2 separate regions of the Homo sapiens genome follow, and region 2 is linked to region 1. Evidence: chromatin loops called from intact Hi-C (ENCODE). Cell type or tissue: heart right ventricle. All regions are shown on one strand. Each heading gives the region's core, and the rest is flanking DNA. Links, peaks and the distances in the headings are about the cores only. Region 1 has its middle 610 kb from the start of LINC02630. Region 2 holds the start of LOC124902411 (a long non-coding RNA gene).

Region 1 (11,543 bases), core at 4,736-7,235:
TTTTCTCTGTGCTGGTGTATTCATAGTATCTGTATGTCTGCATCTCCTCTTCTTATAAGGACATTATTAGTCAGATTGAATTAGGGTCCACCCTAACAGCCTCATTTTAACTTAATTTCCTCCTTCCAGACCCAATCTCCATAAACAGTCACACTCTGAGATACTGGGGCTTAGGACTTCAGCATACGAATTTCGTGGGAGCACAATTCAGTCCATAACGGCGTATAATTGATTCCAGTTATTCACAGATTCTGTACTGATGAATTTGTCTACTTGCTAAACTTTATTTGTAACCCCAAAACTAATACCCGCTGTGCTTTAGGAACCATTTGCAGATGTTGGGAAACATGGGACCCGCCCATGCTTGTGCTATCAGCTGAGTCAAACAAGGGAATACTCTGCTTTAGTGTTCAAGCTCGCAGACTGTAAACAAGTGCCCTTTTAAAGGTCTGTGCAGGCCGGGTGCGGTGGCTCATGCCTGTAATCCTGCACTTGGGGAGGCCGAGGCGGGCGGATCACGAGGTCCACGAGGTCAGGAGATCGAGACCATCCTGGCTAACACAGTGAATCGCCGTCTCTACTAAAAATACAAAAATTAGCTGAGCGTGGTGGTGGGAGCCTGTAGTCCCAGCTACTCGGGAGGCTAGGCAGGAGAATGGCGTGAACCAGGGAGGTGGAGCTTGCAGTGAGCTGAGATGGCGCGACTGCATTCCAGCCTGGGGGACAGAGCAAGACTCCCTCTCAAAAAAAAAAAAAAAAAAAAAAAAAAAAAAAAAAAATATATATATATATATATATATATATATATATATATATATATATATATATAGTTCTGTGCAAAGCCACACTATTGCATTTTTGTGCTTCCTGTAGGTGATTTTACTGTTTGAAATGGCCCCTGAAGGTAGTGCTGAGGTGTTGCCCCATGTTTCTAAGCACAAGAAGGTTGTGATGTGCTTTATGGGCAAAATTCATGTGCTAGATAAGCTTCATTCAAACATAAGTTATACTGCTATTGGCCAAGAGTTCAAAGTTAATGAATAAGCAATATATATTAGCTTATTTTTTTATTTTTATTTTTTATTTTTTTTGAGACGGAGTCTCGCTCTGTCGCCCAGGCTGGAGTGCAGTGGTGCGATCTCGGCTCACTGCAAGCTCTGCCTCCCGGGTTCACGCCATTCTCCTGCCTCAGCCTCCCAAGTAGCTGGGATTACAGGCGTGTGCCACCTCGCCTGGCTAATTTTTTGTACTTTTAGTACAGATGGGGTTTCGCCGTGTTAGCCAGGATGGTCTCAATCTCCTGACCTTGTGATCCACCTGCCTTGGCCTCCCAAAGTGCTGGGATTACAGGCGTGAGCCACCGCACCCAGCCTGGCTTACGTATTTTTTTAAGAGACAGGGTCTCATTCTGTCACCCAGGCTAGAATGCAGTGGCATGCACGATCATAGCTCACTGCAGCCTTGAAACTCCTGGGCTCAAGTAATCATCCTGCCTCAGCCTCCTAAGTAGCTAGGACTAGGGGTAGCTAGGACTAGGGGTCCACACCACCTTATGCCATGCTAATTTTTTCATGTTAATTTTTTGTAAAGACAGGGTCTCACTATGTTGCCCAGGCTGTAAATTATGCATCTTTAACAGAAACACACAAAACCCCAAGATTATGTATTGACCAGTTGGCCTAATGTGAGCAGAACCTTGCAAGAAACTAACTCATCCTGTACCTTCCTGGGAGCAAAGGTCCAGGATTCACTAATTGTTTGTCTGTGGTGACTTTATAGAACATAACTACTGTGAATAATGAGAATCAACTCTATATGCTAAAGGATAAAGACTAATGAAACAAGAAAGCTGGAGTCCAGGGCACCAGATGGGGTCATTGATAGAACAAGGTCCTCCAAGGGACAAAGCAAGATCGTGCCTAGAGCACAGGCAGGGGCTGAAGACAAGCACTCCTATCAGCAGTTGCACTGAGACAGAGTACTGCAGCATAGCTACAAGCAAGTGGGGCTGAGTTTATAGGTTAGGCTGCATTGTGACTTTCATAGGCCTTGGCAATTTTGCCTTGCTGGGCATATTAACATATGTTAATAATCACATTTGGTTATAGGTGAATACACAAAATATTTTATATATATATATTTGAGATGGAGTCTCATTCTGTTGCCCAGGCTGGAGTGCAGTAGCACAATTTCGGCTCACTGCAACCTCCACCTCCTGGGTTCATGCCATTCTCCTGCCTCAGCCTCCCAAGTAGCTGGGACTACAGGTGCCTGCCACCACACCTGGCTAATTTTTTGTATTTTTAGTAGAGATAGGGTTTCACTGTGTTAGCCCGGATGGTCTCGATCTCCTGACCTTGTGATCCGCCTCCTCGGCCTCCCAAAGTGATGGGATTACAGGCGTGAGCTGCCGCACCCGGCTGAATATACTAAATATTATATATTAGAACATGTTCTTCAACCTAAAATTCCTCTTTCTTTCCTTCTGATTAAAAAAAACAAAACATTTTAATAGACTCCTAAATGTATTGTCAGCCCTAGGCACACTGCCTTATAAGTTCCCCTATAGGATCAGGGCAGTTAATTGAGAAAATTCCTACTCAATGTTCTCAATTTTCTCAGTGACATAGGATGCAAAATCTACTGCAGAGAATGAGATGAATTATAGATCAAAAATAGTTTTATTGAGTTGAAATTTAGAAATGCAAAAAGGAGCTTGCCAAAATTCAACTAAGAACTCCCAATGTAAGATTTTTCAGTCTCCATGACTGTATGATATTTCTTGAGCAGTACAGCAGCCTTGGTGCAGGAGCAGAAGGAAGAATGCTAAACTCATGCTGGGTTATATTTTGTAAGAAATATTGGACAGAAAAATTCAGAATGTCAGGTCAATCAGGAGAAAGTGAGTAAGTAATGGACCCTAAGGGCTAGGTTAGCAAGGACGGAGCAAAGAGAGTGAGCCTGACAGTTTGGACAGACAGGGTGGTTTTCTGGGAACTCTATTTACTTTCTCTGTATTGGGTCTTAGCAGGTTTTGGAGCAAATGCATAGCGGCTTTTGAGGAATAAGAAAGTGAATGAGCTGTAGGCAGGGCAACATGTTGAGAATGAAAGTTGGAGATATCAGCGGTGGAGAAATTACAGGTTGCAGTGAAGTCCATCGAATGGATTGTTACACTGGAGTGCTAGAAGTCATTCATATGGATGTATTTAAGGGTTACAGACAGGGGATTTGGACAGAAATTGCCCTTGGAGTGACACCATGGCTGGAGAGAACCTTCCTTGAGCCAGGAGCCAAAAGAATTGATGCATAAAAGGAGGAATGCCAGGAAGCAAGGAGATGACAAGAATATTATGTTATGCCAGACAGAAACTCCAAAGAATTGCTTAATTTGTTCTCGTTATTTCTTTGTATTTTGTCCAAGCTTCCTGGTAAACCACTGAGCAGTAGTAAATATAAGCAAGAAAACTGACATCCTTGCATCTGATTCTTGGGCTTCTATTGTTTGGAAAGTAGGATAGTAAGTAACCTACATAGGAAGGGGCTGCAGGAAAGAATGTGCTTCCTTGGAAGAGTGAGATTTCAGCCAGGACTAAGAAAGAGATGGAAGATGTAAGGAAAAGTGAGAGCGAGTACAGCAATGTGATTAGAGTGGGAAGGGCAGGCAGGCAAAGGTTTGGTCTGAAGGTTTGCAGAGGAAGAATGAGGTTGGGGGAAAATACTATGGTAAAGTTAGAGCAGGAAAGTGGAGGAGAATGTATTCCTGGAGTTTACTTTTTCACTGGTAGTTAAGGATAAGAGCGATGAAAAGTATTGGATACGTGAGCTCTGACTGAAAGCTGTGGCAGGAAGATCTTTCTCTGCCTACAGAGACAGATCTACTGTGTGGTGTCAGGTCAGCAGTTTTTGCAACTGTAAGCAATTTATCTTTCTCAGGCTTATTCATTCCTAGGTCAAAATATAAAAGGACCAGAACTCACTAGATCCCCAAGGTAGCAGAGAAAAACATTAAGAGCACTCATCCAGATGTTAATAGTATTCCCCAGTGCTATTATTTTGCTCTTTCCATCCGACATTTTATGAGTTAATTATTTTTTAATGAGTCCGTCTGAGGACTTCACTACCATTTAACATTTTTTCTATTGGAAAATTGATTAGAAGTTCAAAACATCTAATTTTATAAATGGGCTTTCAGAAACAACTCACAAGCTGGGGACATACTGTAGTGCCAAGATTTGTGATATTGGTTGGATAAAAAAAGAACTACACTACCCCAGAAAAGGCAATTTTGGAGTGTGTTACTGAGGATTACTCAATAGATTATATCCTTATTTCTTTGGTGTCAGAAACTCCCTATGAAGTCATTATTTCTTGGATGATTTGTGAATAATTTAATATATGATTTTAAGCAGTCATTACTTCGCTTAGCATGAGGTGTTTCAGTGATTATCCTAGTGTTAGTGGAGAGTTTATCCTTTAAAATTTCTCCCCTCCTGATTTTCTCCAAATAGTTTCTTTTTATCAGTCATTATGTGACCTTGCAACGCACATAAGTCATTTACTTTTACTTATACAGATGGGATATAAAAAGATTACATGACCATCTATCCATCTGTGCAGTTTTACAGTAACAGAAAATCCCCTGAAGTCAATAAATGTTTCCTCTCTAGTTCATAGCAGTGCCCGAAATTCCATCATCAGAGATACCTTGCTTTATGTTCATTGCTGCCAAAATCACTTAAAACTAGCTTATCTGGTATTAAATTATTCTGATAAATAACTGAGAATAGTACTTTTCAAGGCAGGACACAAGGATCACAGCAGTGAAATCATCCAGGGCAGCAGATTTCAGGCGCTACTTCTCCCCATAATTTTTTTTTTTTTTTTTTTTTTTAGATGGAGTCTCTCACACTGTCGCCCAGGCTGGAGTACAGTGGCAGTGATCTCGGCTCACTGCAAGCTCCACTTCCCGGGTTCACGCCATTCTCCTGCCTCAGCCTCCTGAGTAGCTGGGACTACAGGCGCCCGCCACCGCACCCGGCTAATTTTTTGTATTTTTAGTAGAGATGGGGTTTCACCGTGTTAGCCAGGATGGTCTCGATCTCCTGACCTCGTGATCTGCCCGCCTCAGCCTCCCAAAGTGTTGGGATTACAGGTGTGAGTCATCGCGCCCGGCCTCTCCCCATAATTCTTACATATGCTTCAGTGAATCCACAAATGTTAGGCATAAAGTTCTATTTTGGTGAGATGTTTTAAGGAAAGATTAGAGACTCAGAACTTCTTGATCTTAATTCTGCTACAAATTTCCCGTGTTCCTTTAAGGAAATAATCGCAAACCATTCCGGCAAATTCACAACTTTGGTGTAAAGGGTAATTGTTTTTATAAAATTCACTCTGACCCCAGGGAATAAGGCCTGATATGAGTCCTGTGTGTTAAAGAAAACAAAGTGAATGTTCTTTTCTAATTTGTTCAGCGATTTGCTCAGTCACATATCCTCACCCATCTTCTTTCTTCCCTCGTGTTGACGTCACTACAGGTCATAGAGAGCAACCAGGGATGGTGGGAGACATTCCCATGGGATCCTCAGTCGCTACTAACCAAAGCTTCTCTAGTCAAAGGTGGGTGTGATATGGCTAATACTCAATGAACTCCAATGCCTCCTAATGTTTCCTGAATTGAGACGCAATATTTAAAGGCCATATGATTCTTCAGAGTGTGTGCACAGACTTGTGTGTGTGTGTGTGTGTGTTTCCGGGGATGGGGGTGAGGGTTTGGAGGATAAAGTGTGCTTTAAAATAAAAGAAATAGTACAAGCCAAGAAACAGAAAAGAGCAGGTTTTCTTAAAGACTCAGGATGACTGGTTTTATGCTAGGCGGTTGTGGCAAGACATGAAGTACTGCTATGGCTCATCTGCTGGCTCTGCTGGGTGGCTCCCCTGGGTGGCTTACCTGGCTGGCTCCCCTGGGTGGCTCATCTGGATGGCATGGGGCAGCATTTGGTCCCACATCCCTTGCAGCTGTGACATAATCTTCTGCTTCATCTTTTCCAAGTTTCAGGAAAGTGCATGTTTAGCTTCTCCCCCGGGACATCCCCATTAGATGGTGCGCCAGGAAACAGGCTCTATGTGGGGAAGAACATAATCAATTTCCAGAGTGTACACTCTCCCATTATGGCCTATTTCGAGCTATTTATGACCAGTTTTAACCATCAGGTGGCAATATTCCTGAATATTTAACAGCCTGCTCTCTTGAGCTAGTGTGAGCCAGATACCGCCCACTGACAGAAACAATCAACCCTTAATTGTTTTATAGAGAATTGTGGGTAGACAGTGGAAATGAGTCTTGTGCACATTAAGGAAAAATAAGATTTTATGGCTGACTAGCATGCCTGGTATATATGTAGATGTATGTCTGCAGATATGGATATCAAATTTTCTGTATCCAATATCATCCATTCATGGACACTGAAGTTGATTTCATGACTTTGCTATTGTGGATAGTGCTGTGAGAAACACATGAGTGCAGGTATCTTTTTGTTCTAATCATTTATTTCCTTTTGGGTGGACACCCAATAGTGGGATTGCTGGATCAAATGGTAGTTCTATATTTTGCTCTTTGAGAAATCTCCCATACTGTTCTCCATGGAGGCTGTATAAATTTACATTCCCACCAGCAGTGTATAAGTGTTCCCTTTTCTCCACATCCTCTCCAACATCTGTTGTTGTAGTTGTTGTTGTTTTTAACTTTTTAATAATAGCCATTCTGACTGGTGTAAGATGGCATCTCATTGTTGTTTTAATTTGCATTTCTCTGATGATTCATGATGTTGAGCATTATTTCATGTTTGTTGGCTGCTTGAAATTTTAATTTTTAAGTAATGTTCCAAGTTATTGTTGAATCTATAACAAAAATTATTAGAAGACCCTTCTACAGCCAGGCATGGTGGCTCACTCCTGTAATCCCAGCACTTTGGGAGGCCGAGGTTGGTGAATCACCTGAGGTCAGGAGTTCGAGACCAGCCTGGCAAACATGGTAAAACCCCATTTCTACTAAAAATACAAAAAATAGCCAGGCATGGTTGTATGTGCCTGTAATCCCAGCTACTTGGGAGGCTGAGGCAAGAGAATCACTTGAACCTGGGAGGCAGAGGTTGCAGTGAGCCGAGATTGTGCCATTGCACTCTAGCCTGGGCAACAAGAGTGAAACTCTGCCCCCCACCCCTCCAAAAAAAAATTAGCCAGGCATGGTGGTGCAAGCCTGTAATCCCAGCTACTTGGGAGGCTGAGGCAGGAGAATCACTTGAACCCAGCAGGTGGAGGTTGCAGTTGGCCAAGATCGCACCACCACTGCACTATAGCCTGGGCAACAAGAGCGAAACTCCGTCAAAAAAAACCCAAAAGAACAAAAAAACAAAAACAAACAAACAAACAAAACCCTTCTACAAAGTTACAACCCTTGCTTTCAAAACCTGTACACTTCACTGTTCTTAGAGGGTTATTGCATGAGCAGATAACTGGATGTAAGCCTTTCTTCAAAGTACTAAAAGATGAAGGTGAGAACATTTAAGTGATGTATTTCACACATAAGCTAAAAAGTTAGTTAGCAGTTAACAACTTTCCTATCTCTGTTTCTTTTTGTTTCACCTTTATCATTTTATCAGATGCCTACTAGCTGGCTATTTGTATTTAAATGTTGTCTCTGTTTATGTCAGGTTTTCTTCAATTAAATTATAAGTTTCTTCAGGATAAGATCCAGGTGTCAGGTTTTATCTCCATTCCTAATGGAGCCTAGCACAACACCTCATCCTTGGAAAACGTGGACCCTATGAAAAGCAGATGTTGAATTCCCTGAGGTTGAAAAGGCCCCCATCAAATCCACAAGCCTGCCTTCCCCAACTATTCACAGAAATATTAAAAATTACTCTACTTTTATAATAGAGAATATCAGGTAAAAACATGGTGAGCATAGAATGGGGTTTGTCATCATGCAGAAGTTTCTGTGAGGTCAGTGAATTTATAGGTTACAAGGGGGCCAGGAGGAAGCAGGGAGAAAGGGACAGAGCAAAGGAAGGTGATACCAGGATGATGCCAAGCAAATAAGGCTTTGATACATCCATGAACCCTTGACTTAGGAGGAAGGAGGAGAGTGTGGCCTGAAACTGAAAGCTGATACAAAGCTGGAGGGACAATGTGGTGGAAAGACAAAGGAGTTGAGAGAATGGAGGAGACAGAGGAATCGAGGAGGTTAGACAGTAAATTCACAAATGACCAGATATAACAGAATGGACCTACTCATCCCGTTTTTTTTTTTTTTTGACGGAGTTTCACTCTTGTTGCCAAGGCTGGAGTGTGCAATGCCGTGATCTCAGCTCACTGCAACCTCCATCTCCCAGGTTCAAGTGATTCTCCTGCCCCAGCCTCCCGAGTAGCTGGGATTACAGGTGCGTGCCACCATGCCCAGCTAATTTTTGTATTTTTAGTAGAGACGGGGTTTCGCCATGTTGGTCAGGCTGGTCTTGAACTCCTGACCTCATGATCCATCCGTCTTGGCCTCCCAAAGTGCTGGGATTACAGGCGTGAGCCACCGCGACTGGCCTACTCATTCTTTTAGAAGTAGACACGATCCAGTTAGAAATATACTTACAGGTGGCCGGGTGTGGTGGCTCATGCCTGTAATCCCAGCACTTTGGGAAGCCGAGGCGGGTGGATCATGAGGTCAGGAGGTCAAGACTAGTCTGACCAATATGGTGAAAACCCAAGTCTACTAAAAATACAAAAATTAGCTGGGCCTGGTGGCGCGCATCTGTAGTCCCAGCTACTTGGGAGGCTGAGGTAGGAGAATCGCTTGAACCCAGGAGGTGGAGGTTGCAGTGAACCGAGGTTGTGCCACTGCACTTCAGCCTAGCCAACACAGTGAGGCTCCATCTCAAAAAAATAAAATAAAATAAAATAAATATACTTACAATCTATACTAATAATGATGAAGATTCATATCATAGAATTCTAGAATCCTATGGATAAGAGGGACTTTAAACAAAGAACCCACCATAGTTCACAGATGAAAAGATAGAGTATATAGAAGTTGCTTCAATTCCATTTCATCAAAATACATTGAGTGCTTAATAGATTATAAAAATAATATTATACATGGAAGGGAAAAAGTATCAAAAGGGCCAGATCTTTCCTCAGAGCTTATCATCTCATGAGTATTATAAGTGTGCCAATCAAGGCAAATATAGTAGGTCCTTCAGTTGTGATGCAAACAAATTGTCAGGAATCACAGAATAGAAAAACATCACTTTGGACTCAAGGGGCCCAGAAAATCCACAGAAGAGAGATCTGAGCTAGGTTTAAATGCAAGAGTATTTTATGCAGGATGAGTTGGAAGGGATACTCTCTCTACCTCTTAGCAGATTTCACAGAATAATCAAATTTTGCCACTCAATAATTTTCTCAGGTCTTCTTGCTTAACCGCTCATATTTATCTATTAGGGTGCCACTAGGATTGGCCTTCATAAGTTTATTCTGACAGAGCAATAGGAGAAAATGTCTGCATTGAAGGCACAGCAAGGATGGGGTAGATTGACACATCCAGCAAAGATTGACTCATGGGTAGTGAAGGGCATGAGGACAAAGAGTGAGGCTGGTGTAGATGCTTAGATAAATGAAGAAGCAGATATATAAGGGGCAAGGTGATGGGTTTAATTTGCCCATACAGAATTTATGTATTAAGATATATCTCAGGCCGGGCACGGTGGCTCACGCCTGTAGTCCCAGCACTTTGGGAGGCCAAGGCAGGCGGATCACCTGAGGTCAGGAGTTCAAGACCAGCCTGGCCAACATGGTGAAGCCCCATCTTTACTAAAAATACAAAAAAATTAGCTGGGTGTGGTGGCAGGCACCTATAATCCCCGCTACTTGGGAGGCTGAGGCAGGAGAACCGCTTGAACCTGGGAGACTGAGGTTGCAGTGAGCTTAGACTGCGCCATTGCACTCCAGCCTGGGCAACAAGAGCTAAACTTCATCTCAAAAAAAATAAAAATAAAAAAGGTATATCTCCTTGTCAATGACTACTATATATGTGTTGTTTCAGTTCTTCTTTTGTTTCTCAGTGATCCAAACAACTTTTAATCAACATTTGATTTGCATTCCTGCAGGAATAACTTGATTTCAGAATATCTTCAACCTGAACACTTTTCTTATGTTGCACCAACAAATTGGCCAAAAATCTTAAAAATCCTAAAACAAATCTCTATCAAGTCTCTAAGAAAAAAAAAGTTATTTTTCTGTTACTTTTCTTCATTATCCTAAAGAGAAAAAGGACACATGATTATAGTAGAATCATAACTTCAAGCTTAACAAAGTTCTAAACACATTGACTGAATTTAGAGGATTTTTGGTTTTCCGTAAATGGAAAACACTTCCAAATAACACTCCTACTTCAATTGGGAGTGTGAGAGACATTCTACATGGCTTTTAATCCTTCTTGGAATCTGCCAAAAAAAAAAAAAAATCAACTAAATTCCTCACTTCCATAGTATTTTGGTAATAGAATGCTATAAAAAAAGTAATAGCCAGCATTCTATTACAAGCTGTCTCCTAGTTCACTTTAGTGTCTAAATAAACAAAAGTCTTGTCAAAAGATCATTTTTAACTCAATGCTATCGCAGTGCAGAATGAACTTGCAGCAGACATAGCTAATATAGGATTCAAAGGAGATACAAGATTTCCCCTTAGAAAGCTTTGTATTTCCCAACAGAAGCAGCATGGGACTAGAAGTCAACTGTAACCTAATAAGTTTGCCAAATATAAACACACAGAATATAAGAGGGGTGGTGTATTACTGAAAATACAACTTAATGTGTTAAAAATGTGGATTGATATCAAACCTGAAAATAGAACTTTGAGTCTTTATACTTACTTCCTCTGAATTTAAAATATTTTATTGATGATTTAAAAATCATAGAAAGCGAAACTTTTGTAGTAATAACTACTGAAAGCCACCTTATATTTCATTTCTTGAAACTGATCTCATTTGATAACTGAAGCACTTTTTAGTCCAGATTCTCCTGCCTGTTATTTTTCCTTTTTTCTTTCTTTTTCTGGATTTTTCTCTCAAGCTTCCAATTTATAAACTATAAGTATTTCCTAAAGATTTAGAACCCAACAGTCTGCTCCTACCTCATTCCTTTTCATATTCTTAGTATTAAATACAGATGAGTGGTTTTTAACTTCATGACTCATTTCCATTTATTTGACACATAAACCTGTATCTGCAATTCATATTTCCTTTCTACCAGTCACTCACTAATCTTTTTGCTGTCCAGATGGTCCATCACCATTCTAAACTCCACATGCCTCAGCACCATGACTTAGTCCCATTTCTTAGCAGAGACAAGTACTTCTCACATTTTTTTTTTTTTTCTGAGACAGACTCTTGCTCTGTTGCCCAGGCTGGAGCACAGTGGCACAATCTCGACTCACTATAACCTCCCCATCCCAGATTCAAGCAATTCTCCTGCCTCAGCCTCCCAAATAGCTGG
Region 2 (11,543 bases), core at 5,757-8,256, 850 kb after region 1:
AATTACAATTCACTAGATTCTGAATGTCTCACAAGAGTAATTACCAACTAACTTTAGACTATGTTGAAATTATTTAGGAAAAATGATACCATAACATTTTGCATGGCATTTGCAGAGAGGACCTTGAAACTACACAAACAGGAATTATGCCAGTTGGCTCTTTGGGCACCATAATGACTAGGATAAGTGTTGTATTTTTATGAGGGTGAATTTCAGAAGTTTATCCTTACTCGGATCTAGTTTACTAGGCTTGAAACACTCCAACTAAGCAGCACATGTGACTGTGAGGAAGAAGCAGAGGAGAGACGGTCTCAATGCATAAATCCAATGCCACAAACACAGTGAGTCAGAGGCAAGGAACCAAGTGCATGAGAATCATACCAAATTCTTCCTTTTTGTAAGTTTAAAATTAAATGTCATTCATTTTGAAATAAACAATTTATAAATGCACTCATTTTTATAAAAAATACAAATGATATCCCAAAAATTGAAACAAAATTTCCTATTAACCATCACTTAGTCTCACCCTTTCTACAAAGGTAACTATTGTTATCAATCTGGTGTGTATATTTCTGAACATTTTGTTTTGCATATGCATGACATAATTTACACGTATCTGTAGGAATTTAGTTTTCCCATGTGTATTGGGAGGTATAAGGTGTGTGCAGTTCAGCAATTGGTGCTTTTTTTGTTTAAAATGTGTCTTTTTGGGACCATATACATGAATCTTCAGTCTCTTTAACTGCCTTGTAGTATTCAATAGCACACTATTTTTTTGTTACCTCTATCCAATTAATGTACATCACATAGTGTCTTAGTTCATTTTTACCCTGTGATAAAGAACTACCTGAGACTGGGTAATTTATGAAGAAAAGAAGTCTAATTGGCTCACAGTTCCATAGGCTTTACAGGAAGCATGACTGTGAGGCTTCAGGAAACTTACAATCATGGCAGAAAGGGGAAGCAAGCACGTCTTCACAAGGCAGCAGGAGAGACAGAGAGAGCGACAGGGGAACTGCCACACCATCAGACCCTGTGAGAACTCACTCACTGTCATAAGAACAGCTTTTAAACCATCAGACCCTTTTATCACTTTCATCACTTTTAAACCATCAGACCCTCTGAGAACTCGCTCACTATCACGAGAACACCATGAGGGAAATCCCCCATGATCCAATCACCTCCCACCAGCCCACTCTCCCGACATGTGGGGATTACAATTTGAGATGACATTTGGATGGGGACACAGAGCCAAACCATATCACATAGTTTCCAATTTTCTTGTATTGTAAAACAAATGAACAAACAAAAACACTGAAATAAACATTCTTGTATATATCTAATATACAATGTCACATCTGCAAGAGACCCTCTAACACAGACATTAAAAAACAAAACAAAACAAAACAAAAAAAACAGAATATGAGAGATGACAATGGCTTCTGTGTGCAGAAGCCTGGGCTGGCCTACTGGATGGTGAGAACCCACATGGAGCAGAGCCAAGGTGTCCCAGCTGAGACCCACCCAAACCAACCGGCCTGCCAATGCTCCCAGACAGGTGAATGAAGCCATCCTATATGACCTAGCTTCAGTTACGCTAGCAAAGACCAGAAGAACTGCCCAGCCAACTCCCAAAAGTGTAGGAAATAATAAGAATTTATTGTCTCTAAACTACTAGGTTTTGGAGTGGCCTTTTACACAACAGAAGCCAACTGATTAAGACAGATAGAGTCAAATTGGCTATACCATTTTATACTCATACCAGCAGGCTGTGAGAGTTATTTCCTCAGTATCACAGTATAAAAAAATTATCAGGTAATTCCCTCTAATGTGAAAAGAAAAAGAAATGCAACCAGCCAATAAGCATGCAAAAAGATGTTCTCTCTTCTTTCTACAGAATGACTGACTATCTGCTCTTCCCCACCACCTTTTCTTCTCTAGCTTTCTGAATCCACAAATGAGCAGCTTGGAGAAGTGCATTGGCAGGCATATCAGCTACCCTAGGGGGTGACCACCCAGTGCCTACCATGCAGGTAACATCTGATACCTCAGGTATGGATCCGCCAAAGGCTGGCAAACCTCACCAGGAGACTGCCATCTAGAGTTTGCTCCATTCACTCTAGGTCTAAGGTCTCATGCTGAGCAGTCACTTAACTATGGATATCAAAGCCATACAATAAAACAGTGGCTAAAAAACCATATTTTGCAGAAAGCCAAGGTTTCATGAAACCAGAAAATGGAAAAAAATAAACACAGAAATTTCACTTTTTGGCCAGGTGCTGTGGCTCATGCCTGTAATCCCAGCACTTTGGGAGGCCAAGGCAGGTGGATCACCTGAGATCAGGACTTCAAGACCAGCCTGGCCAACATGGTGAAACCTCGTCTCTACTAAAAATACAAAAATTAGCCAGGCGTAGTGGTGCACACCAGTAATCCCAACTACTGGGGAGGCTGAGCCAGGAGAGCTACTTGAACCCGGAAGGCAGAGGTTGCAGTGAGCTGAAATCGCGACACTGCACTCCAGCCTGGGTGACAGAGTGAGACTCTGTCTCAAAAAAAGAAAAAAAAAATCACTTCTTAAGGTAGTCTTAACTGTTTTAAATATAAATTGAGAAAAGCAAAATAAATGCAGTGTTCTTAGAGGGTCCCATAGAGACAGACTGGGCTGATAATGCAGAAACATTCCTGCCCCAAAACACCTAAAAATACAAGATAAAAATTTAATGCAAACCTGAACTCAGAAGATGGAAAGAGAAATCCCCAACAGCAAGCAAGAAAGAGGGGCCTAAAGGCAGAGGGTTGAACAGTGATGGAAGGCAAGGAAGTGGGCCCATTACACTTGTCAAGTGGGACTGACATGTGGAATTAAGCAGAACCATGGAAAGGCTTCGATCTCAGTGAACAGAGAATGAGAAAATCCCTGCCTCCTAACCTGATCAGGGGACAACAATAATGAGCTTATTTTAAAACCAAGGACATGGGAAGGTTTAGAACCTGATCTATGCTACACACCTAGTATCAGAAACCATGTAGCCTCCCCCGGCTCCCCTCCTGCAAGAATTCTATATCCATTGAAGCTATCATTTAAGAGTGAGGGCATCGTACAGACATTTTCAGGCTAAAAGATGAATCTCAGGAAGAAGGAAAGTGAACTCAGAAGAATGAAGTGAAATATACAAAGTAAACTTAAGAAAGAACATTATTAGACATATGGGTAAATCTGAGTAAGTACTGATCATAAAAAAATCAGAACAATAATAATAATGATGACCAGCTTGGATGATTAAAAACAAGTTGAAACTATGATATCAGGAAACAAAAATATATAAGATGAGAAGGGAGTAGAGTCAAAGCAATCAATTTGGTGAATTATTAAAGAGGCCAATAGAGATATTGATTAGACTTGCCAAGTCAAATATGGATGTTAAAAATTTAAAGGTCACTGAAAAAAGAATAAAAATAAAATGAGTAACTTCCGGTCCAGTAAAGGAGACTAAAGAAAACTGATCAATCTACTGAAAGGCAGGAAAGGAAAGAGAAATAGTACAGAAAAAAGGTCTGTCCAAGGGAGAGCAGAAGAAAGCATAAAAATACCTTTTATATTTTTATATGTAAAGTATCACAATATTTCATCAATTCTGAGGTGTACATTTGTTCACATTTTAACATTTCTGAAATCGGAATGTATATTTCAATTGATGGCATATCAAAATTGCTGTTAGCCACGCAGCGCTTGTGGCATGGATGTCAGGGACAATGTACACACGAACATCAAAAGCACCAGCATCAGCACCTGTATAACGGGTGTTGGCATCTCAGAAGAAAATCCTGGAAACAATAGCTAAGCAGTATTTTAATTCTTAAGCACCAAGCAGTAGTGGGGAAGGAGGGAGAAAGCAATGAATCAAACAGGTTTAACAACATTCCCAAAGCTGAACTCAAAAAGAGGGTTGTTCTACATAATTTCAAAGCCAGCTTAAGAGTCAATTCTAATGGCTTTCAATTCTTTTGAGAAATGCTGCCTTCCCAATTATTGATAGTACAGAAAGTGCGAGAGCCTGGAAAAGCACAAGCATTGGTGACCTTGAGTCAAAAACAAATTCAGAAGAGTTAGACTCCAAATTTAACAGTTCTTAGTAATTACTTTGTTAATTTATTTCACTTATGTGTATGCATAAGACCACCATATGATTTTTAAAAGTTTCTAATTAATTCTAAAAGATCCTTTTTAAAAAGTTCAAAGTAAGTGTTATGTCACTGTTTAATTACACATTATGTTCATTCTTAGTGATACCTAAAATGATGCTGCATCTTAAAATCAATGATATCTTAGATTTGATGAAATACAATATAAGGTAATCATAATCAATGTAAAGAAACTAGACTTCCCCAATAAAATACAGATACTTACAAATTATATTTTGAAAATAAAGCTTCGGTGCATGCCTGTAGTCCCAGCTCTTTGGGAGGCTGAGGAGAGATGATTGCTAGAGCCCAAGAGTTTGAGGCTGTAGTGAGCTATGGTCATGATCACTGCACTCTAGCCTGTGTACCAAAGCAAGACCCCATCTCTAAAAACAAAACAAAACAAGAACAACAAAAATTAAAAGTAAAAAAGTGGGGGAAATATCTGAAAAATATTAACAATCACAACAGCAAAACTTAATATAAACATATAACTACCAAAAAAAATCATTTTAAGTGGTAAAAGGGAGGAATTATTAGGGATAAAAAGGGTTATTGCTTTATAATGAAAAGGACAATTCACCAGGAAGATAGAACAATTTTGAACCTTTATGCACCTAGCAACATAGCCTCAAAACAACAACAACAAAGGGTAGATTTACTGGAAAGAACCTAGAAGTCCACAATTTTAGTAAGGAATTTTAACTTATGTTTCTCAATAATTGATTCAATGGCCACATATAGAACAAACAGTAGTTAGAAAAGTCACATTTTTTTCAATCACACATAGAACATTTACAAAATTCATAATGGACTAAGCCACCAAAAAAGTCTCAAAAAACATCTACATCATATAGAACATGTTCTCTGACCAAAATGTGACCAAAAAAATTAGGATTTAAAAATACTTCTAAATAATTCATGGTTCAAAAAAGAAATTATAAAAATTGCAAAGATTCAATAAAACCAAAAACATATTTCTTGAAAAGAATAATAAAATGGACAAACTTCCAGCAAGATAACTTAAGAGAAATACTCAAATAGTACAAATGAGGAATAATGAGGAAACAAAACCATACATACAAGAGGGATGGCACAGACCTTGTGACAAAGTGGTCCTGAAATTTCTGGAGGGGAAATGAATAAGAATAACCGAGATAGTTATGCTTGGAGGAAGAGGAAGATCAAGGTGTCCTAACCTACCAGAAACTAAGACTTATGAAACCTTAGCATTAAAATATGTAGTATTAGTTCAGAAATAGTAAATAAATCAATGTAACTGAATGGAACCTGGGAACAAATATAGCTACATGTAAGATCTGGGTATATGCTGGAGGTGACATAACAAATGAAGAGAAACAATGGACTATTCAAAGCTGTGTTGCTATCTTTATTGGCAACAAATATGGGAAAAAATAAAATGAGATACCTATTTCACATGAATGACAAAAATAAATGCCATATTGAATAAAACCTAAATATGACAAGGAAGGCCTCAAAATTTTAGAAAAAAAATGCAAAATTATAACACATTGGGAGATAATTTCATAAACAAGACCAAAAAAACCCATAAAGGAAAAGATTGATAAATTTGAGATTAATAATTTAAAGATTTTTACTAATGATATAATAAAATCAAAAGATAAGTCACAGACTTAAAGAAGACATTTCCTTTTTTATTTTTTTATTTTTATTTATTTATTTATTTATTTTGAGACAGTCTTGCTCTGTCATCTAGGTTGGAATACAGTGTTGAATTCTCGGCTCACTGCAACCTTTGCCTCCTGGGTTCAAGTGATTCTCCTGCCTCAAACTCCCGAGTAGCTGGGACTACAGGTCTGCGCCGCCACCATGCCTGACTAATTTTTGTATTTTTAGTAGAGACAAGGTTTCAACATGTTGGCCAGGCTGGTCTTGAACTCCTGACCTCAGGTGATCCACCTGCCTCTGCCTCCCAAAGTGCTGGGATTACAGGAATGAGCTACCGCGCCTGGCCGAGAAGACATTTCCAAAGCAAATGGATGAATATCCAAGATATTTTTAGGACCTTCCCAAATCGAAACAAAAGAAGCAAAAGGAGAAAAAAAAAATGGACAAAGGATAAGAAGAGGTAACTGATATAAAAGATAACTGGTCAAAAATCATATAAAAATGTGTTTATTGTTATTAGTAATTAGAAACACAGATGAAAACAATGCACTTCCTTCATAACTCATCAGATTGGGAGAGAGAGTCTAATCTCCTAAGTGTTTGTGAAGGTGTGACAAATCAGAAACCCCTACACATTTTCTGTGGACATAGAAATACTGCAATTACGTTTGCACCAATCTATATTTACTTTCAAGAAACTCCTGGGCTGGGCGCGGTGGCTCACGCCTATAATCCCAGCACTTTGGGAGGCCGAGGCAGGTGGATCACCTGAGGTTAGGAGTTTGAGACCAGCCTGGCCAACATGGTGAAACCCCATCTCTATTAAAAATAGAGAAAATTAGTCAGGTGTGGCAGTGCATGCCTGTAATCCCAGCTACTCGGGAGGCTGAGGTAGAAGAATTGCTTGGGCGACAGAGTAAGACTCTGTCTCAAAAAAAAAAAAAAAAAAAAGAAAAGAAACTCCTGAACATGTCTACATAGGTATATAATAAAAAATATTCAACACTAAGTGTACTCATGAAAATGTGGAAGTGATCACACTATTCATTAGTAGTAGAGTAGATTATATAAAGTGTGGCTTATTCTTACAATGGAATACTACAATCAGTTAAACATTTTCAACCAGATCAATATTAAGCAAACTTTTGAGTTTATAAAGCTATTTATAATCAGAACTTAAACATAGATATTTTATGTGTTTATAAGTTATAGTTTTTTGCAAGATTTTGTTTGGAAAAGAGAGTTCCACTTTTCCACAATGTTTAAAAACTGTGATATAATAAGTGGCCATGGAATTAGCTTCATCTGTAAAACATAACCCTTAAAACCTATCTTGGCCAGGCGCAGTGGCTCACACCTGTAATCCCAGCACTTTGGGAGGCCAAGGTGGGCAGATCACCTGAGGTCAGAAGTTCAAGACCAGCCTGACCAACATGGAGCAACCCCGTCTCTACTAAAAATACAAAATTAGTCGGGCGTCGTGGCACATGCCTGTAATCCCAGCTACTCGGGAGGCTGAGGCAGAAGAATTGCTTGAACCCAGGAGGCGGAGGTTGTGGTGAGCCGAGATTGCCCCATTGCACTCCGGCTTGGGCAACAAGAGCAAAACTCCGTCTGAAAAACAAAGCAAAATACAAAAAACCTATCTTGCATACCTGTCATAAGGCTTAGACATTGTAAATACATAGAGATGGAAACAGAGATCAAGGTAGATAAAGTGATACAGTCATGGGGCAGATTGTTATTGTCTACCCAAATCCACCTCCACTTCCCTTCTTTTCTTTTTTTCTTTTATTTGTTTATTTATTTCTTTATTTCTGATAGGGTATTGCTCTGTTGCCCAGGCTGGAGTGCAGTGGCACAATCACAACTCACTGTAGCCTTAAACTCCTGAACCCAAGGGATCCTCCGGCCTCAGCCTCCTGAGTAACTGGGACTACAGACATACACCACCATACCTGGATAATTATTTTTACTTTTTGCAGAGAGAGAGTCTCATTATGTTGCCCAGGCTGGTCCCAAACTCCTGGCCTCAAGCGCTCCTCCTGCTTCAAGCCTCCCAAAGCACTAGGACCACAAGGGTGAGCCACCACAACTGGCCCCTTTTTTATTTCTTATAACCCTTAATTTTATTCAGGTATTCACCCTCCTCCACATGGTTAGGTACTTCAGAGAAAGATGAACTAATTCCCAGCTCCAAGCATAGGGTAACCTGACTTAAGCCCATTGTGGTCATCCCATTCTTCCTGCCCATGATTAGTTTAGGGATGAGAATTCAAACTGATTCTACCAATGAAAGCTGCCAGGAGACTGCTGGGAAGAGGCCAAAATCCTGCCACCATCTTTTGACTTTGAGGTCACCATGGGTAAAACCCCTGAGGGGGACAGGGCAGAGAAACAGAAGGAACCTGAATCCTTGATGACGTTTTTGAAAATCTGTATCTATCAACCTGGAAAACTGCCCTACTTTTGTAAGATGACAATTTGTTTTGTAAGATGACAATTTCCATCCTGCATGAGCCAGTTTGAGTTGGATTAACTGTTATTTGTTGCTGAAACATCCTACATTATTTAAAAAGAAAGAAAAAGAAAAAGAAAAGAAAAGGGAGCAGGGGGCCAGCCCAGAGCCTAGCGCATAAAAGACCTGCTGTCATCCATGGCAGCTGAGATCATTATTCTATGCCACCTCCACTCATCCAGTCTCCTCTCTTGCCATCCTCCAATACATTAACAATATAACGCAGATCAAACTACTTTCCATCCTCATTCTGGTCACTCTTATTCTTAAGCAAAGCAACTATTCCCTATAGTTACCATTAGCATATATTCCAAACTTCATTTTTTCTAAGTACAGTTTTTATTGCTGACTTGGGAGATTTAGGAACAAGGGTGATATTCACCAGTCTGCAATTATGAATTATAGGTTAGGATTCACTCGGTTTAGTTATACCTACATTTTTACTCTAATAAAAAAAAATCAGGATGTACAATTCCAATAGATTACCTTCCAGCAGAAACCTTGGGTATTTGATTACCACAAGACAACCAAACTCCAGTAGAATCCTAATAGAAAATGAATCCTTTCAGATTTTTGACAGGTAAAACATCAGGTGAAGTTTTCTGTCCTTTTATTTTCAGATTGGAGGACAAGACCAAGAAGTTAACAAAATTAAGAGACAATGCCACAGCACATATACAGATAGACATCTTTTTCTGAATAGGAATCCAGAGACCACATGGATCACAGTGGAAAACATAATGAAGCCGGGTGCAGTAGCTCACGCCTGTAATCCCAGCACTTTAAGAGGCCAAGGCAGGCGGATCACTTGAGGCTGGGAGTTCAAGAAGAACCTGGGCAATGTAGTGAGACTCTGTCTCTAAAAAAAATTTAAAATAAATAAAAATAAATTTTAATTACCCAGGTGTGGTGGCATGCACCTGTAGTCCCAGCTACTCATAAAGCTGAAGTGGGAGGATCTCTGAGCCCAAAGTTTGAAGCTGCAGTGAGCTATGATCACACCACTGCACTCCAGCCTGGGCAACAGAGCAAGACCCTGAAGACCTATCTCTTGAAAGGAAGGAAGGAAGGAAGGAAGGAAGGAAGGAAGGAAGGAAGGAAGGAAGGAAGGAGGAAGGGAGGGAGGGAGGGAGGGAGGGAGAGAAAGAAGGAAGGAAGGAAGGAAATGATTAATAATCAGCAGCGTGATAGACCAACAAGTAAAAATATGAATCCTTCCTTTTTAGCCCCCAAGGTAGCAGGACATCCTATCACCAACTTAATCAAGGAAAATATCCTTCACCATGAGCAATGTTGCTTGCTAAGGCAGAGACTCTCGAATGAGGGTGAAAGCAGGAGTGTAATTGTAAGGCTGGGCACGGTGGCTCACGCCTGTAATATCAGCACTTTGGGAGGCTGAGGTGGGCAAATCACCTGAGGTCAGGAGTTTTAAACGAGCTGGACAACATGGCAAAACCCCATCTCTACTAAAAATACAAAAATTAGCTGGGCCTGGTGGTGGGTGCCTGTAATCCCAGCTACTCGGGAGGCTGAGGCAGGAGAATCATTTGAATCCTGGAGGCGGAGGTTGCAGTGAGCCAACATCATGCCACTGCACTCCAGCCTGGGTGACAGAGTGAGACTCCATCTTGAAAATAAATATATAGCCAGGAAGGTGAATCTGGTTCAGCTTGGGTAGCATAGGGGAATCCCCTGGTAGAAAATCCTGTAGTAACAAGTCCAGCAATCACATTCTACCAAAAGCTTGTAGGGAAGACTTAGTAAGCCAGGAGCTTCCCAAACGAGCACCTACCAAAAAAAGACAATTACCATGTTCAAAACAGAAATGACGCTCGAACAAATGGCTCCACATACCTCCAATATCTTCCAGAGAACAGAGAATGATGCAAAAATAAGATCATGTACAGAAAATAAGATGGATACTGCTGGAGGAAATATAAAGAACCAATAAACTGTAGAACTTTCAAAAGGGCATAGTTCTGTAGAAACTGATTTGTTTAGGGACATTAGCTGCAAAGAACTGGATATACCCACAGACTGAGACACCACCTGGTCCCCCTGAATTCTATGTTCTCTGTAGGTTCTTGGAAGCTGTTATTTACTCAACCCTCTGAGGTTCTGGAAAACATACAGGTGAGAAATAAATTTTCATCTCTGGCAGTCCTTATGCTTCCTAGCTGTTTAGTAAGGTGTTCCTGCATGTAATTACCCCACAGGGAGTTTGTGGGGAGACAAGGACATGAGCAAACATACAAACCACCCAGCTCGTTCTGCTAGACAGAGTCATTCTTTAACCTGGCCTCGTCTAGAGGCCCTGCAGGCAACTGGATTTCTTAAAGCGGGAAAGTACTCTTAAGCAAAGCAAGTTGTTCTGTAAGCAAAGCAAGTTGTTCTGGTGAAATAAATAACTAGAATCTTATTAGCAGATCCCACCTGCATGAAGTTATGGGGAAAAGAGGAGGAGAAAGGACTTAAGTTTTGTTGTTAATTAACACACGAAGAGCATATGAACCTGCTTCAATGACCACTAGGCTATAAAGCATCTGACCTTGGACAGCAGAAGTTAGTTAGACACAAAGAGATGGGGGCCTCTTGTCATGTGGTGCAACAGTCCCTAGGGTTTGGGGCAGACACCCTTGGTGACCTACCCAAGGCGACCCTACCCTTCTTCCTTACTAGCAAAACCCCGATTCTGTCCAAGTGACCCCTCGTGGTCAGGTCAGGCAGGGCTCAGTGATGTGACTTGTCACCCAATTCTGAACCATGAGAAATAAGAGAAAATCAGTTCCGGGAAAGCCTTCTTGGCACTGAAAATGAGGCACGAGAAGAAGAATGTCCCTCTTTGTGCCTCTGAACATTGGCATGTGAAGATGTGAGCTTCAGTCTGTAACCACTCTGTAATCATGAGGGCAACAAACCAACCTATCAGGCTGACAGAGAAAAAGATGGAAAGAACCCATCTTGATAACTTGTGGAGTCAGAGAATTAGCCAACTTCGAAGCCAGCCCACCTTCAGGTCTCGGGTAATGCAAGGTAAATATCTTTTCAGGCTTCCTGTTACTCCAAGTTGAAAAGATTGTAATAGATACTGAGCTCTATAGACTCCAAATGTAACCTATTTAAAGGTATGAATTATATCAACAGATTGAATACAAATAAAAATATTTCTGTCCAAGGAAAACTCTTGCTG

What was found. Peaks named below come from ENCODE experiments on the same cell type or tissue, not always from the same donor. Only the 100,000 strongest peaks of a DNase experiment are listed, where the experiment ranks them.
Region 2: it touches region 1 in a loop (3-fold over the local background); 16 of 110 quality-filtered maps call a loop at or near these places.

What each region holds. Positions count from the first base shown.
Region 1 is chr10:36,499,635-36,511,177 of GRCh38, reverse strand. No RefSeq gene overlaps it. Among named protein-coding and RNA genes, the nearest start is that of LINC02630, 610 kb to the right of the region's middle. In heart right ventricle, for the core only: a CTCF peak has its summit at 6,222 (motif pointing right); no DNase peak of the experiment used is centred there.
Region 2 is chr10:35,650,182-35,661,724 of GRCh38, reverse strand. LOC124902411 (a long non-coding RNA gene) reads right to left here and starts at 4,572. Exons shown (of 2, transcript XR_007062114.1): 1 at 4,412-4,572; 2 at 1-3,793. In heart right ventricle, for the core only: no CTCF peak of the experiment used is centred there; no DNase peak of the experiment used is centred there.